Linked DNA regions of Homo sapiens: region 2 is linked to region 1. A link is a loop called in an ENCODE intact Hi-C map of the cell type or tissue named here. Cell type or tissue: PC-9. All regions are shown on one strand. Links, peaks and the distances in the headings refer to the core of each region. The heading gives the core; the rest is flanking DNA.

Region 1 (9,130 bases), core at 795-8,794:
GTTCAAGCCATTCTCTTGCCTCAGCCTCCCAAGTAGCTGGGATTATGGGCGTGTACCACTACCCCAGTTAATTTTTTGTATTTTTAGTAGAAACGGGGTTTCACCATGTTGGCCAGGCTGGTCTCGGACTCCTGACCTCGGGTGATCTGCCTGCCTTGGCCTCCCAAAGTGCTGGGATTACAGGTGTGAGCCACCACACCCAGCCAATAATTACATCTTTTTTTTTTTTTTTTTTTGAGATGGAGTCTTGCTCTGCCTCTCAGGCTGGAGTACAGTGGCACAATCTCAGCTCACTGCAACCTCCACCACCCAGCTTTAAGCGATTCTCCCACCTCAGCCTCCCCGGTAGCTGGGGTTACAGGTGTGCACCATCATGCCTGGCTAATTTTTGTGGTTTTTTTGTAGAGACAGGGTTTCACCATGTTGCCTGCCTTGGCCTCCCAAAGTGCTGGGATTACAGGTGTGAGCCACCACACCCGGCCCTTTTTTTTTTTTTTTTTTTTTTTTTGAGACAGAGTTTTGCTCTTGTTGCCCAGGCTGGAGTGTAACAGTGTGATCTCAGCTCACCGCAACCTCTGCCTCCCAGGTTCAAGTGATTCTCCTGCCTGAGCCTACCGAGTAGCTGGGATTACAGGCATGCGCCACCACGCCCGGCTAATTTTGTATTTTTAGTAGAGATGGGGTTTCTCCATGTTGGCCAGGCTGGCCTCAAACTCCCGACCTCAGGTGATCCGCTTTCCTCGGCCTCCCAAGATGCTGGGATTACAGGCATAAGCCACCGCACCCAACAAAATATAACCCCTCCACGACCGTGGCAGAACTCAAACCTGCAATCTTTTGATCCGAAGTCAGACGCCTTATCCATTAGGCCACACGGCCAGCTGGTTGGCCAAGTCTTTGTTCAAAATGCCAAGAGCCTGGATGGCCTCCACCGATAACATTAGCAGAAAGTTTTCCTCTTCTCTTCCTAAGATAGAGAAAAACCAGCTCACATTGTAAATCCTGCATCAGGCAGGCCACCTTTACCTAGGGTTCCCCAGGCTTCCACTTCCCAGTGTGGACTCCCCATGTGGCTGCCTGGCACACACCATGCCTCAGTCTCCCCTGGCAGAGGAGGACGGATCAGGCTCTAGTCTGGGCACTGCCATTGGTAGAGGTGTGACCTTTGTTGGGTGAATTAAAGCCAGAGATTTCAGAGCCAAATCTCAGAGCCACAGATTTCCCAGTTTAACTGAAGGCGATAATCTTCCCTGGGGTGGTGAGGGACGCAGAGGAGAGACGTTTTCCCTAAGCTAGGAACAGAAAAGTTCTTTTCCAAGAACCAATTCAGCTGGATCGAACAGCCTCTTCCCCACTAGGGGACAGGCTGCCCTCACACTATCTCAGTCAGATTCCCTAACTTTTCAGTCACTTCCTGACATTAAAGCCATTCATTTCAGTTGTTAAAGCTTGGAACTGTTCAAATGTTAAAGTTCATCTCATAGTCAAGTCAGAGTCTACCAGGCTCCACCTCCTCCCAGCACAGCCTTGATTGATGCCTTTAAGGCTGGAGGGAGAGGCTCATTCCCGCACCCTTCTGTCTGTGTTTACACAGATTTTTGACAACGGGGTAGGAAGGATGGAGAGGAAGCACAGATAGCTCTTTATGTGACTGGCTATGGTGTAGTTTTGGTCTCTCGCCTTGGCCATTTACGCTGGCCTGGCTTGTCATCTATAGGCTTGGTATGGACAGGTGGTGGCCCCAGTGGGCTCCTGCTGAGGAGGGACTCATCCCAAGCATCCCGCTAGCGTGTTTGAGGGTCTCTTGGGAAGATGGCTATGCCTGGTCAAGCTGCCTCCACCCCATTGCATCAGGAGCCCATTCTTTTTACCCTTTGCCCCAAGTTCATCTACCTCTGCTAGCCCAGCTCGGCCTGTAGACACATAGGCAGGAGGCATTTTCTGCACCTATGTGAGGTGATCATCCCTGCACCTTCTCTTTCTGGCCATTCTATACTGTCTTGTTTCCACTGAAGTCTCCCCTTTCTGCTGAGCAATCATCTAGTGGGGGGATAATGTGTCAGTCCTCCTTCTTGCAGACACTACTTTATTTATTTATTTATTTGTTTGTTTATTTTTGAGGCGGAGTTTTGCTCTTGTTCCCCAGGCTGGAGTGCAATGGAACTATCGCGGCTCACTACAACCTCCGACTCCTGGGTTCAAGCGATTCTCCTGCCTCAGCCACCCGAGTGACTGGGATTACAGGTGCATGCCACCATGCCCAGCTAATTTTTATATTTTCAGTGGAGACGGGGTTTCGCCATGTTGGTCAGGCTGGTCTCGAACTCCTGACCTCAGGTGATCCACCTGCCTTGGCCTCCCAAAGTGCTGGGATTACAGGCATAAGCCACCTCTCCTGGCCGACACTACCATCTTTAAAAGAAAGGTTCTGCTGGGTGCAGTGGCTCACGCCTGTAATCCCAGCACTTTGGGGGGCCAAGGCAGGTGGATCACCCGAGGTTAGGAGTTCCAGACCAGCCTGACCAACATGATGAAACCCCATCCCTACCGAAAATACAAAAATTAGCCGGGCTTGGTGGCTCACGCCTGTAATCCCAGCTACTTAGGAGGCTGAGTCGAGGAGAATCAGTTGAACCCGGGAGGCGGAGGTTGTGGTGAGTCAAGATCCTGCCACTGCACTCCAGCCTGGGCGACAGAGCAAGACTCTGTCTCAAAAAAAAAAAAAAAAAAGAAGAAAGGTTCTTTGCCCTCCCTCTTTCCCCTTTGGCTTTGAGAAGAACTAGTCAAGTAGGGCATGTGTGTATGTGGTGTTTTCTTTCTTTTCTTTTTCTTTTTCTTTTTTTTTTTTTTTTTTTTTTGAGACAGGGTTTCATTCTGTTACCCAGGCTGGAGTGCAGTGGTGCGATCACAACTCACTGCAGCCTCAACCTCCCAGGCTCAAGCGATCCTCCCACCTCAGCCTCCTGAGTAGCTGGAACTATCCATGCATACCACCACAGCCAGCTAATGTTTGTATTTTTTTTTTTTTTTGAGACAGAGTCTCGTTCTGTTGCCCAGGCTGGAGTTCAGTGGCGCAATCTCGGCTCACTGCAAGCTCCACCTCCCAGGTTCATGCCATTCTCCTGCCTCAGCCTCTGAAGTTGCTGGGACTACAGGCGCCCACCACCACGCCCGGCTAATTTTTTGTATTTTTAGTAAATACGAGGTTTCATCATGTTAGCCAGGATGGTGTTGATCTCCTGACCTCGTGATCTGCTCGCCTCGGCCTCCCAAAGTGTTGAGATTACAGGCGTGAGCCACCGCGCCCAGCCACGTTTGTATTTTTTGTAGAGACAGGGTCTTAATATGTTGCCCAGGCTGGTCTCGAATTCCTTAGCTCAAGTGATCCACCTGTCTCAGCCTCTTAAAGAGCTGGGATTACAGACGAGAGCCATAGCATCCGGCCTTAGTCAGGTGTTTAATTCCATGGAGAGGAGAAGAGGGAATGAGCTCCATACAAACACTGAATGTCCCTATTGTGGCTCAGAAAACAGTGCCCCCAAGAGAAGGCCTCAGAAGCAAAAACTTTTCTCTGACCTTCTCCTGCCCTCCTGTCTCTCAGTGCCATTCTCCCCCAGGGCTAGCCATAGAAACTAGAATGCCTCTTTTCTAAGGTGGGTCATAGAAACCAGAATCCTGGCCTGGTGCGGTGGCTCACGCCTGTAATCCCAGCACTCTGGGAGGCCGAGCTGGGTGGATCACCTGAGGTCAGGAGTTTGAGCAGCCTGGCCAACATGGTTATAACTCCATCCCAACTAAAAATACAAAAAAATACAAGACAAAACTCCAGCCACTTTCTAAGTCCAGAACTTCTTTCCTGAGTCTTTTTTTTTTTCCCTCAGTGGCGCCATCCTGGCCCACTGCAACCTCCACCTCCCTGGTTTAAGCAATTCTCCTGCCTCAGCCTCCTGAGTAGCTGGGACTATATGCATGTGCCACCACGCCTGGCTAATTTTTGTGTTATTAGTAGAGATGGGGTTTCACCATGTTGGCCAGGCTGGTCTTGAATTCCTGGCCTCCTGATCCGCCCACCTTGGCCTCCCAAAGTGCCAGGATTACAGGCGTGAGCCACCGCGCCCGGCCGTTTCCTGAGCATCTTGATTCCAGGCAGAATATGTAGAGAAAATATTGCAACTTGCCTGTGGCTGTCTCCTCGCCCTCCCTCTAGGCACTCAGGCTCCTAGGGGGATAGCAACTTAAGACCCTACCTTAGGAAAGGACTTATTCCAAGGTCCCTGCTCACTCACAAACTAGGACTTCATTAGTACCTGTGTGTGCATGTGTGTGTGGAGGGAGATTAACCACAGCGGCCAAGGGGGAGGTTGGAGGGGATGAGTAGAGAGAAGGGAACTAAGAAGTCCAGCTCCTTACCTCTTTGGGGAGCTAGAGTCAAATTCCCTCGGAGTGTCACACCCATCCAGGACATGTCCCCATGGTGGTGGGAGAAACTGCCTCAGAGAGGGGTTGGGTCATGGCCACTACTTAATGCTGTGAAAGGAAATGAAAACTCAGGACCTCGGCCGGGCGCCGTGGCTCACACCTGTAATCCCAGCACTTTGGGAGGCCGAGATGGGCGGATCACGAGGTAAGGAGATCGAGACCATCCTGGCTAACACGGTGAAACCCCGTCTCTAATAAAAATACAAAAAATTAGCCGGGCGTGGTGGCGGGCGCCTGTAGTCCCAGCTACTAGGGAGGCTGAGGCAGGAGAATGGCCTGCAGTGAGCTGAGATTGCGCCACTGCACTCCAGCCTGGGCGACAGAGCCAGACTCTTCTCAAAAAAAAAAAAAAAACAAACAAACAAAAAAACGGCTAAAAGCTGAGTCATACAATGAAACTGCCTTTCCTTTTGTTCCTAAACAGATAGCACAGATAAAAGGTTAAATATCTCCACAGGCAGCTACTCCACTTTCGCCTTATCTTATGTAAACACTGAGTTACTGATTGCAAAACAAATCCATAATTGACTATTCCCCTACCTTCTCCTTTTCCCTTGCAACTTGTGGATTTCCAGACCCTCCCTTTTTCCCCTCCAGCAGCTTTTCCCCTTTAAATAGTGAAGTCCTGGAAGTCATCTTTGGAGAAAGGCACAGACCACACGGACTGTGTCTGTGATTCCGTATTTTTCCTTCTGGGCATATCCTTAACCTTGGAAAAATTAACTCATAAATTGATTCAGGCCCGTCTCAGAGCAATACTTGATGTCTGGTCCCTGTTTTGATCTTTCATATTTGAAAAACATTAATTTTTACTTGGCTTTCTTGGGTTTTGAGAGAAGCATCTGCAATTCTTTTTTTTTTTTTTTTTATTGTATTTGAAAGTTTTATTTTAGGCTGCAGAAACAAAAACAAGCAAACAAACAACAAATAACTTGAACAATTCTTTTAGTCTGGAAAAACTATAAATCTTCTCCAGTGGCACCTCCAGCCTCAGGTTCTTCCTGAGAGGATGCTTCTTCTGTTCATCTTATTTGTTTAAAAATCCCTGCGCCCCAGCTTGTGAGTAGGGTGCCCCATATTGAAGGTAAAAAGTCTAACAAGGTGATATCACTTGCTTAAGGTGGCACAGCTAGCAAATTGCACAAGGGAACAGCAAACTCAGACAGCCACAAGCCATATACCAGAGTCTGAACTCTTTTTTATTACTATTATTATTATTGAAACGGAGTCTTGCTGTGGTCTGTGGTCCAGGCTGGAGTGCAGTGGCGAGATCTTGGCTCACTACAACTTCCGCCTCCCAGGTTCAAGCAATTCTCCTGCCTCAGCCTCCTGAGTAGCTGAGATTACAGGCACGAACTACCACGCCCGGCTAATTTTTGTATTTTTAGTAGAGATGGGGTTTCACCATATTGGCCAGCTGGTCTCAAACTCCTGACCTCAGGTGATCTGTCCGCCTCAGCTTCCCAAAGTGCTGGGATTATAGGTGTGAACCACTGCACCTGGCCTTTTTTTTTTTTTTTTTTTTTTTTTTTGAGTCTAAACTCTTAACAACGTTAAACTGTCTCCTCCTGACTCCCTCCCTTCACTTATTTTTATAACATCATAGCTGGGAAATCCACCCTCCAAATATTTTTCAACTGAAACTGCCAATGGTGAAATTGCTGCTTCTAACTGGAGGCCAGAGAGAATCCTAAGACTTTTCCTAAATTCTTCATAAAACCTCACCTTTCCCCAGCCTCTCAGGCACTGGTTGACCCTCCACATTCTTCACAAACTTCAGACCACTTCCTTATTGAGAAAGACTCAGTCATGACTTCCAGCATTTTCTGTCTGCACATAAATTCTGAAAGCTTTCGCCAGCTGTGACTGTGTTTCTCCCACAGCTAATGAACAACACACTTCCTAGAAACAGAAAGTTCAAGGAACTGAACTTGTAATATTTTTTCTTGGCCTTGTGTTTGTGACAATTACATTAAATTTCCCCCTCCAATTCCATCCAATAAGATGATACACCCGCTGAAGTTGCCTTCAGTCTCTTCCCAGTAATTAACCATGATTTATTCCGTGTTATTAATCCTTGTATTTCTCCTCTGTCTGCTCACTGATAACTCCCCCATCCTGTGTGAATCCACCCCCTGAATTCCTCAAATCCAGGATCATAATTAAGACTTGGAAGCACACAAGCCCCCGAGCCCTGGCTGAGAAATAGGAGAAGGAGGAAAAAGCTGGTCATAGCAAATGCTGTCTTCTGCCAACCCAAACCCCAAATGTTTTTAAGGGGGGGCGAGCTGGCTCTCAAAATCAGTATCAGCCCCAGATCCAGATTAGCACATTTTCTCCCAATGCAGGAACTGCTTCTCTTTACAAGAAGTGCAGGTGTGATGGGCATGGTGGCTCACACCTGTAATCCCAGCACTTTGGGAGGCAGAGGCGGGTGGATCACCTGAAGTCAGGAGTTCAAGAGCAGCCTAGCAAACATGGTGAAACCCCGTCTCTACTAAAAATATGAAATTAGCCGGGTATGGTGGTGTGTGCCTGTAATCCCAGCTACTCAGGAGGCTAAGGCAAGAAAATAGCTTGAACCTGAGAGGTGGAGGTTGCAGTGGGCCAAGATCTTGCCACTGCACTCCAGTCTGGGCAACAGAGCAGGACTCCACCACCAAAAAAAAAAAAAAAAAAAAGGGAAATGCAGGTGCTCTCGTGGTGGGAGGGTTCTAAGAGCGAGACCTGTCTCTCTCTTGCCATGGGTCCCTTTCTCTGCCAGCTTCAGATTGCACTTGCTGGATTCTCCCCCAAGACTGGAGCCTTGCTCTCCTTTTAAAGCACTGTTCATGATACCAGTGGCTGCATTCACAACCTGAGGGCTGTGGGGATGCCCCCCACAAATCCCAGTATCCTCTCTGCTGAGCATTGCCACAAATTAACAAGATCAATGAGAAGACCCCTGACCAGTCAGGTACCACTACCAGTCCCCAAAGGGTGCGTGTGCAGAGGAAATTCCAAACAAGTGTGTACTATGGCAAAACCCTGATGAGTCCAGCCAGTCTTAGATGGCCTACAAGGCCTCTTTTTGTTTCTCTAGCCTCAGGCCCAGACCAAGGTGGCCCTATCTTCTGAGACGGTGTTTCTCAACATTGATTGCATAAGAGAATCATCAGGAAGCTTGGAAAATATTCAATTAAATGACAATCTCTGAAGTAGGGCTTGAGCACTGGCATTGTTTCTGTTGATCAAGGCATAAACCATGTAAAGTGTGGGAAGTGTGTTAATCTTGAGTATAGCTTATGTGTTAATTATTATGTATTATATATGTATTAGTCCATTTTCATACTGCTATGAAGAAATACCCAAGAGTGGGTAATTTATAAAGAGAAAGAGGTTTAATAGACTTATAGTACCATATGGCTGGGAAAGTCTCACAATCATGGCAGAAGGTAAAGGAAGAACAAAGGCACGTCTTACATGGCAGCAGGCAAGACAGCAAGTGGAGGGGAACTGCCCTTTATAAAACCATCAGATGTCGTGAGACTTACTCACTATCATGAGAACAGCACAAGAAAAACCCACCCCCATGATTCAATTACCTCCCACTGGCTCACTTCCATGACACGTGGGGATTATGGGAGCTACAATTCAAGATGAGATTTGGGGCTGGGCATGGTGGCTCACAGGTGTAATCCCAGCACTTTGGGAGGCCAAGGCAGGCAGATCACTTGAGGTCAGGAGTTCAAGACCAGCCTGGCCAACATGGTGAAACCCTCTCTCTACTAAAAATACAAAAATTAGCCAGGCGTGGTGGCCTGTACCTGTAGTCCTAGCTACTCGGGAGGCTGAGGCAGGATAATCGCTTGAACCCAGGAGGCGGAGGTTGCAGTGAACCGAGATCACGCCACTGCACTCCAGCCTGGGCAACAGAGTGATACAGTAAGACTCCATCTAAAAAAAAAAAAAAAGTTGACATTTGGGTGAGGACACAGTCAAACCATATCTGTATCTATATCTACATCTATATCTGCTTATTTTCACAGATACAGATACATACACACACAGATCAAGATATACATTTTGAGCATTCTAGAAAGTCGCCTTCAGTCTCTTCCCAATAATTAACTACAATTTATTTTTCCATTCTCCTGTTTCTACTTTTTTGCTATATGCATACAGTAAGCATTGTTCATTTTACACATCCTTTCGTGGACATTTGCTTCCATTTCTCTTTAAACCTCCCCACCCCTCTTTTTTTACAGATGCCTGTCTGGGTGAGCTGGTTTCAAGCATGGGTATTTTTTGAAAGCTCCCTCTGGTGATTCTAGAATTCTAAGATTCAGCATTGAGACCCACTGCCTTAGGACCACACTGATTATAAACTGAGGCACAAATGTGCTCAATGGATAGAGGCTTCTCTGTGAGGCTGAGTACAGAACTTGTGGGAATCTTCATGTCTCTCCTCCTTTGGGTGCCACTCTTATATTCCACTTGAGTTCCCATGGTGGGGAGAAGGGGTTGGGGAGGGTCCTATGGGGGAGGCAGCCCCATGCGTATTTTATCACACCAGCTCTGTGAGTAGAAGGCAAGGAAGTCACCCAGATGAGTCTTTGAAAAAGACTGTAGGCCAGAAGACCCTTTTTGTTCCTCCTACCAACAGGTAGGC
Region 2 (9,130 bases), core at 819-8,818, 160 kb before region 1:
TGTAGGCTGTACAGGAAGTATGGCTGAGGAGGCCTGGGGAAATTTACAATCATGGCAGAAGGCAAAGGGGAAGCAGGCCCATCTTACATAACTGGAGAAGGAGGAAGAGAGAGAAGGGGCAGGGGCTACACACTTAAACAACCAAATCTCATGAGAACTCACTCACTAGCACAAGAAAAGCAAGTGGGAAGCTTGCCTCCATAATCTAGTTACCTCCCACCAGGCCCCTTCTCCAACACTGGGGATTACAATTTGACATGAGATTTGGGTGGAGACAGAAATCCAAACCATATCAGAAGCCAATGTGGACATCAACTATAGAATGAATATACTGTGTGTGTGTGACATTGAGATCCAAAAGAAGTGTGACAGATCAGATATATCCAGAAGCACTCTTAAACCCAAACACACACACACACTTGCCACAAACATTTTGTCCTTATCAGAATAGTTTGACTTTGATGTTAAGCCACTACCCAGCTTGCTATACTTGAACCTTGAGTAGGTCCAAAAATACAGAAATAAAACCCAGAAACCTCTCATTATGGTGCAAGATGATGCTCATGTTAATAGAATAGATTATTGGGTGCTAAGGTGTCTCCAGGAGGAGTGAAAGGTACAACAGCTGTGGTTGATTCTTCACTCTACACAGGCTGCTGAGATCATCAAACTTTGATAACCCCACGTGGTAGAACTAGGGAGGCAACAGGAAGACACACCCACTCATTTGTATTCTTGATATCATGGAAATCACCATTCTAATATTTTGCTAGTTTGGTAGTAAACTAAAGGAAAAGCCAATTTATACAAGTCAGAGTCTTCCTTCTCCCTAGTTTAAGAAGCAGCACCAATCTTTGTGGTCTGGTCCAGCTGAAGTAGTCTAGCATCACAAACCATACCCACCTCCAAGGTGAAGCTAACTAGACCACAGGTAGTTGTTCTTCAGACTATATTTACTTTATGCTTTATACTTTGAGACAGTTGAATACAGTTCTAATTTACAGTTCCTATAAGACAACCAGGGTATAAAAGTGCCCAATGGAGGAATAAGAATGAGACATTGAACTCTACAGAAACCTATTGTTATTTCTTGTTCCCATCCTCTTGTACTAAAAAAATTGCAAATCATTCTGAATAGTTCCATCTGGTTTCTCGCCTCATTTCACCTTCTGATATATGGCACACCTGAACTCCCAACTTGTTTCCTTTCCTCCCTGCTGCCTTTCCCTCCTCCTGTATAGTAAACCTTTTTTCTGATCTCCCCCTGACCAATAGGTGCCCTTCCACAATGGTTCCAGGGTTAGCCCATGGCAGACATTTATCATTTGCCTGTCTCTCTTCCTCCTTGAAGACAAGCATTATATTTTTTCACCAATGTATACTTGGTAATACTTGACATGTAGTAAACGCTCAATAAATGCTGAGGAAAGAATGAAATAATAGAGACTGATGAGAGAAGAAAAGCTTTTAAACAATTTCAAAAAGCATTTAGGAGGCTAGGTGCGGTGGCTCACGCCTATAATCCCAGCACTTTGGGAGGCCAAGGCAGGCAGATCACCTGAGGTCAGGAGTTTCAGAACAGCCTGTCCAACATGGTGAAACCCCATCTCTACTAAAAATACAAAATTATCCCAGCATGGTGGCAGGCACCTGTAATCCCAGCTACTTGGGAGGCTAAGGCAGGAGAATGGTTTGAACCCTGCAAGCGGAGGTTGCAGTGAGCCGAGACCGCTCCATTAAACTCCAGCCTGGGCAACAAGAGCAAAACTCTGTCTAAAAAAATATATACATATATATTTAGGGAAGGTCCCAGGAATACAGTGTCATAAAAAACAATACAATATTTTACATGTTTCTGTACATGTACATATACACATATATATACATTTTTTCACAGAGGAAAACAACCTAAGTTTTCAATTCTGTTTTCATCATTTGCCTTTCTAAAGTCAAAGACAGAAAAACACTGAAAGATAAAATGAGCAGTTACCTTGAAGACTGGGTTGGTTCAGAGGGCGCCTGAGAAAAGTTTAGCACATACGACATCCAAATGAGTTTTTGGAAGGCATTCAGTAATGACAAATGACGTTGATCAAAGAAAAAGCATGAATCAGAATTCAAGAGTTACTTGCTCAGCCCTCCTGAGCAAAATGACCATCTTACCCCTCAATTTGTGAATTTTTACCGTGCACTTCCTCAACAGGACTCACCTGGGCACATGCTGGGTCAGCTCTATCATTGCCAGGTGTTTGTTTTAAAATCTACTTTGGGTCTTTAATCTTAAAAATAAAGTTATACTGCATGTGCTGTTTATAAAAACTATTCATTTTATTTATATTTCCTAACAGCCTAAATTGCTCATAAGAAAGGTTTTGTGTTTTTGCAAATATGGCCTAAATAGGTCTGAGAGGAAGTACTATCTACTTCTAGTCAACACAAAAGAAGTAAAAGTTTTTCCATTAAATCACATTTATTAATCAGGAAAAACTGAACAAAGACTGGGTATTAGATGAATATTTGGAATTATTGTTAATGCCTTTGGTTGGAATAATTTTGATTATTTTTAAGATCTTGTATATTAGATAACTATACTGAAGTATTTACTAGTGAGATTATGTAAATGCTTGGATTTGCTTTCAAATCCCCCCAAAAGAAAAAAGTGTATAAGGAGATGGGGAAGGTGAATATAGCCAAAGCAAGCGCAGCAAAATATTGATAATAGCTGAGTAAGGAGTAGATGGGAGTTCAGCATATGCTCCTCTCTACTTTTGTGTATGCTGGAAATTTTCTACAACCAAAAAATTTGTTTAAACCACATTTACTGACTATGAGGTAATGAGCCTTGTGTCGATATTCATGAATCTTGGAGTAAATACATTGACTATTCAGTCCACAAATATGCAAATGCATGGTATCTAGGAAACCCATGGTCTGCAATTATAGAATATTAAGATGAATCCTTTCTTAAAAAGACAATGTATCTGGCTTGCTCTTCTTTTTTTTTTTTTTTTGAGACAGAGTCTCACTCTGTTGCCTAGTCTGAAGCGCAATGGCGTGATCTCAGCTCACTGCAACCTCTGCCTTCCAGGTTCAAATGATTCTCCTGCCTCAGCCTCCTGAGTAGCTGGGATTACAGGCATGTGCCATCACGTCTGGCCAATTTTTGTATTTTTAGTAGAGATGGGTTTTCGCCATGTTGACCAGGCTGGTCTCAAACTCCTGACCTCAAGTGATCCACCCGCCTTGGCCTACCAAAGTGCTGGGATTACAGGTGCCCGGCCTCAGGGCTTTTATTAATATGTAAGATCCCTGAACTTAGTTGCTTTATCCTTCAGGCTCTGCATCACTTTACACACATCTCTATCAAAGCACTTTTTTCTTTATATCATGGCTAGTTTACGTGTCTGAATTGCTTTGATAGCAAGGTTTATTTCTCATGGATGGGTGCAGTGATTAAAAGCACAAGCTCTGGAATTTGACTGCCCATATCCAAACCCTGGTCCTTCCCTTTACTAGCCACGTGATTTGGATGCCTCTTTCCTCATTTGTGTAATGGAAGCAATAATAGGGCCCACTCTTACTGATGTTGCTGTAAGGATTAAGGGGTCTCACAAACAATAAGTACGCACACAAACTTATGAATTTTATGCTTTAGTGTCCTTAAAAGAAAGGCCAATATTGAGAGATGTACTCTGTCAAGCCCTTGGAACTGAACTTGAAGAATACTCTTGTCCTTGCCCTGCTGTGCTGTGCTATCAATTTGCCAAGACAATCTATTTTCCTATAACTTACCCACCTGGTGTCCCTGCTGTCAACACAATACCAGTGACTCTCCCAGTGGAATTTTACAGGCTTGGTGTTGAGGATTCTTACTCAGGTATTAAAATAAAGCCTTGGGGATTAATAAACTCTTGACAGAGTCAGCTCACCATATTCTCAGAGCAGTGTCTAGGTAGCAGTTAGACTTAAACATAAATCACAAAATTCAACAGAGTTAAGCTATTTAACTTACTGTTTTATTCATCCAATATAAATATAATATGCATTTTGCATATCTTAACATCTCTGAAATTGGAATGCATCTTACAATAGCATGGCGTAGTATGATTGGCAATTTAATGATTTATCTTACAAACATGATATCTTAGGTTCAGCAAGAACTGATAAGATTAAATCTTTGCTGGGCGCAGTGGCTCATGCCTGGTGGCCCAGCACTTTGGAAGGCCAAGGTGGGTGGATCACCTGAGGTCAGGAGTTCAAGACAAGTCTGGCCAACATAGTGAAACCCTGTCTACTAAAAATACAAAAAATTAGCTGGGCATGGTGGCGGGTGCCTGTAATCCCAGCTACTCAGGGGGCTGAGGCAGGAGAATCACTTGAACCCAGGAAGCAGAGGTTGCAGTGAGCTGAGATCGTGCCATTGCACTTCAGACTGGGCAACAGAGTGAGACGCTGTCTCAAAATAAAAAATTTAAAAAAAAAAGAAAGAAAAAAAGATTAAATCTTCAGAACCTGGCATTGTATCAATATAATATTTGGCATATGGAAACCTACAGGCTTAGGCAAATTACTGGCCAAAGACTCAGCGGTTTTTTTCTCTACCCAGAAATAGAGTATTTTCCAGGTCTGTGAAAAGCCTTATGGTGTTTTTCTCTAGGGCTATGTTCTCAAAGCCCTGCTGTTTCTAACAAAAAATGATCATCAAGATAAAAAAACAACATATGAGCTCTTTGAAAACCTGAGCCTTGATTTGAGAAAGGCTCTTTCCTAAGTGTCATCGTTTTGGTTTGTATGAGTCATTGTAGAATGCCACTCTAGATCTTAACAAGTCCTCTCCAACCCCCACCCCATTGGTTTCCCTAATAGCTGAGTGGAGAATATAAAAAGGAGGAGTTGGCTAGATCCAGCTTCTTCCCTGCTAAGATGCCTCTTATAATAGAGTCTTTCCCTTTCATACATTTAAACTTCCTTCTCCACCCAATATCAGCCTTGTCATCAAGCTCCCTGGTGATTCACATCCACAGGCACTGGAGGCCTGTCTTTTTTGGCAGCAATATCTAGGCTACACCCTACACCCTTACTTTGCCTTCCTATTGCTGATATGATAATTTCTCCTGTTTTTCCTGGTATGATGACCTTCAGCTTGACATGCTCTCCCAGGAAATGTGTCCTTCCCCAAAGCAGCTTCAGCAGTAAGAATCTTAACTAGTCAGTATCCTTGACAGCACAAGTCTCTGCAATGTTGTGACCAGAGGAGGAAAAGGCATTAGTAAAGTCCTTAAGATCCTTAAGGACCAGGGCCTCTCTTGATTTTCACATTTTACAAATGAGGCTCAGAGGGTGAGGGACTTACCCAGAGTGACACCATCACTTCTAAGAGAGTGAAGAACAGAACCTTGGCCATCACCTCCAGCCCTTCCTTCAGGAGGATGTGCTTCTTCCCTCAGTTTAGATTCTCCCCAATCACAGTCTCAAAAACAGCAGATAAATTGCAATCCTGGACAGCTATCATGCTCTTTGTAATCTTTCCGGATTATAATAAAAGGGTATGAGAATGCACTGGACATCACTGTCATAATACAAAAGGTGGTGACTCTATAAGTGTAGCAGCATGCTTGGAAGTAGAGCTTGAAGGTACATGTGCATATGACTTTATTTAAGATTAAGAAAGAATCAGTTGTCTGCATTGAAGCATGGAGGGTATGTGGAAAGGGTAACAGCATGACCCAACCTATGTCCTTGGCATCCTCACTCAACCAGGCAATAGGTTCCTCATCTTTGACCCTTTGGATGCCTTCCCCATTTGGAGATCTTCCCTGACTAGGTCCCTTTATCATCCATTCTTTATGGTAAAATTATATGACATTGACTTGGGGATGAACTCTCCTTTCCCATGCTAGCAAACATCTTGGCTGCATTCCCTTTTGAACAAAAACACATGGGAACACACACACACACAATCCCAAAAAGTTTCAATAATTTTGTCTCAAATAAAGGCAAGAAACCAAAACTTAACAGGCTTAGTAATAGTTGGGAGTAAAAAGAATCTGGCATTTGCCCCTCTTATTCCAACTTAGTCCTCTTGCTCTCCAGAAAAGTAGGAGGCCTCCCTGCCCAGACGATCGTGATGTTCCCTCATAGATGTTCCCTAAAATCAAGGAGAGAGGCCCAGTCCAAGTCCCCCCTTCTCTCCTCTTCCCATTTTCCTTTCAACATTTCTTTTCCTCCAGAAGTCTCCACCTCTCTCCAGCTCTGGATCCTTAACATGAGACATCTCTGCAATCTGTGTTGTGAAGTGACTTTTGACATTTGTTGTCACTGTCCTTCCCTGCCAGGAATCCATGTCCCTGCAGTTGTCCTGTGCTCAACATACTGGCTTATGACATGCTACTAAGGAAAAAGAAGCCCTTTTCCCACCCACTCATTGTTGCAGCAGTGTAGCACGATGATCACCAAGGATCACGGCTCACATTCCCAACATCTTATGAGGAGTGTGTGTGGGGAGGGTGTGGTGGCTTACACCTGGAATCCCAGCACTTTTGGAGGCTGAGATGGGAGGATCATTTGAGCCCAGGAGTTCAAGACCAGCCTAGGCAACATAATGAGCCCCCCATCTCTGCAAGTAATAAATAATTTTTTTAAAAAACTAGCCGGGAATGGTGGCATGCACCTGTTGTCATAGCGACTCAGGAGGCTGACTTGGGATTGCTCAAGCCCAGGCAGTCAAGGCTGCAGTAAGCCATGATCATGCCACTGCACTCCAGCCTGGGCAACAGAGCGAGACCCCATCTCAAAAAACCAAAAAGTGGTAATATAATCTCCTCCGCATGTCTACATTGGCTTTGCTTCTTGTTTTGTCTTTTTTTCTTGGGGAGAGGGGAATTGAGGGCAGAAAGAAAGGAAAGCAGCTAGGGAAGTGATAGAGGGAAAGGAGTGCAAAAGATTTTGATCAAGCACCAAACTGTTTCCAAGTGACAGGGCTGGGTGATTAAGCACCAACTACAGGACCAAGAACTGCTCCCACAAGGTGTTTGTGTTTCCAGAATTCATATTAGGCAAGCCAGGAATCACAGGCCCTGTGCCTTTCCCACATCCTGCAGCACATGCCGTACACTCTGGTAGAATTCTCGATTACAGCAAATGTCCCAAGGAGCATCATTCAAAAAGTAACAGTGGTAAAAGTCTAGAAAGTCACAAGCGATTGAGCTACATACCTGATCATCAAAGAGCTTCTAGAAAATTGGACTCACATACACTAAAATCTACCTCTTCTATGACCCAAACACTTCTTTTACTTGTTTCACATCACATGTGAAAAAGTGTGGATTGAGACCCCCCCACACACACACCAAAAAAAAGAGAGAAGGTAGCTTAGCTAAGGAGCTATGTGCTCTAAATCTTCTATTTGAGTTGTTTTGCTTTTATCATGAAATAGCATTATCAAAATCCAGAAGAGGATTTTTCCTAGACAGGCCAAAGGGAAACTCTGTTTCAGTAAACTTCAGACCTGGGTTCTACCTAACTTCTAAATGTCTTAACTCTGTCATTCATCTTTAGGCCCTAGTATAGGTGCACAGTGACAGTTGGCTTAGTATTAAATGAATGAGAATCACAATCTCATGCATTTGTGGAGCACTTCATTGCTTTCAAAGCCAGTTTCTCTTTTTATTTTTACCTCACAACAACTCAGTAAGTTAGGTAGGCCAAGTCATCTAATCCCCACTTTTTTTTTTTTTGAGACAGAGTCTTGCTCTGTTGCCAGGCTGAAGTGCAGTGGTGCGATCTCAGCTCACTGCAACCTTCACCTCCCGGGTTCAAGCAATTCCCCTGCCTCAGCCTCCTGAGTAGCTGGGACTACAGGCACCCGCCACCACACCCAGCTAATTTTTTTGTATTTTAGTAGAGATGGGGTTTCACCATGTTGGCCAGGATGGTCTCCTGACCTCGTAATCCACCCTCCTCGGCCTCCAAAAGTGCTGGGATTACAGGCATGAGCCACTGTGCCCGGCCCTATCCTTATTTTTATAAATCACAGTGTTTAGGTTTAAAGCAATAAGAGGTCATGGTATCCTCTGAGGAACAACATGATCTACTGGCACTTTAAATTAGATAGCAACTTAAATTGTAGATTCTGGGGCAGGCAATGTCTGACTACAGGTCAGGCAGAAACCATGCGGACTATTGGTGGGTATATTAGTCAAAGTTCTCTGGACAAACAGAACTGATTGTGTGTGTGTGTGTGTGTGTGTGTGTGTGTGTGTGTGTGTGTGTGTGTGTGTGTGTTTATTATGAGGAATTGGCTCATAGGATTATGGAGGTTAAGTTCCACAATCTACCATCTCAAGCTATAGGCTCAGAAAAGCCGGTGGTATAATTCAGTCCAAGTCCAAAGGCTAAAAACCAAAGGAGCTGATGGTATAAATCCCTGTCCCAGAATACAGATTAGATGAGATATTCAGTTGCCACAGTGAGACAGGAAAAAAAAGGGGTGAACTCCTCCTTCTGCTTTTTTTTCTATTCAGGCACTCAATGGATTAGATGGTGCCCAATCAAATGGGAAAGGCGATCTACTTGACTGAGTCCACAGAGTGAAATGTTCATCTCATCCAGAAACACCTTCACAGACACGCCTAGAAATGATATTTAATCTGGGCATGTTAGCAGCAGAACACCTCAATTCAATTAAAGAAACACCTGTGCTCTGGAGAAGCATGGTTTCAGACCAACGCCTGTAAGTGAAAATACTGATTCATAAGGGATTAAGTGGCTTTCTCACGGTCACACAAGTAATCAGTAACATAGTCAGAGTTCAATCCTTTTTCCATGAGACCAAGTAGCCTCTTGAAATTTAGTTAGCATGAAAATCATTTTTTTTTTTTTTTTGAGACAGAGTCTCACTCTCACCCAGGCTGCAGTTCAGTGGTGCGATCTCAGCTTACCGCAACCTCCATCTCCTGGGTTCAAGCAATTCTCATGCCTCAGGCTCCTGAGTAGCTGGGACTACAGGCGCCTGCCACCATGTCTGGCTAATTTTTGTATTTTTAGTAGAGATGAGGTTTCACCATGTAGGCCAGGCTGATCTTGAACTCCTGATCTCAAGTGATCGGCTCGCCTCAGCTTTCCAAAGTTC

Evidence for each region. Peaks named below come from ENCODE experiments on the same cell type or tissue, not always from the same donor. Only the 100,000 strongest peaks of a DNase experiment are listed, where the experiment ranks them.
Region 2: a loop joins it to region 1, with 2.5 times the contacts of the local background. A loop is called at or near these places in 6 of 110 quality-filtered maps.

The regions. Positions count from the first base shown.
Region 1 is chr9:110,190,272-110,199,401 of GRCh38, reverse strand. No RefSeq gene overlaps it. Among named protein-coding and RNA genes, the nearest start is that of C9orf152, 13 kb to the left of the region's middle. In PC-9, for the core only: no CTCF peak of the experiment used is centred there; DNase peaks (open chromatin) are centred at 4,901, 6,241 and 7,561; H3K27ac peaks cover 1,780 bases.
Region 2 is chr9:110,347,049-110,356,178 of GRCh38, reverse strand. No RefSeq gene overlaps it. Among named protein-coding and RNA genes, the nearest start is that of TXNDC8, 14 kb to the right of the region's middle. In PC-9, for the core only: no CTCF peak of the experiment used is centred there; a DNase peak (open chromatin) is centred at 4,888; H3K27ac peaks cover 2,133 bases.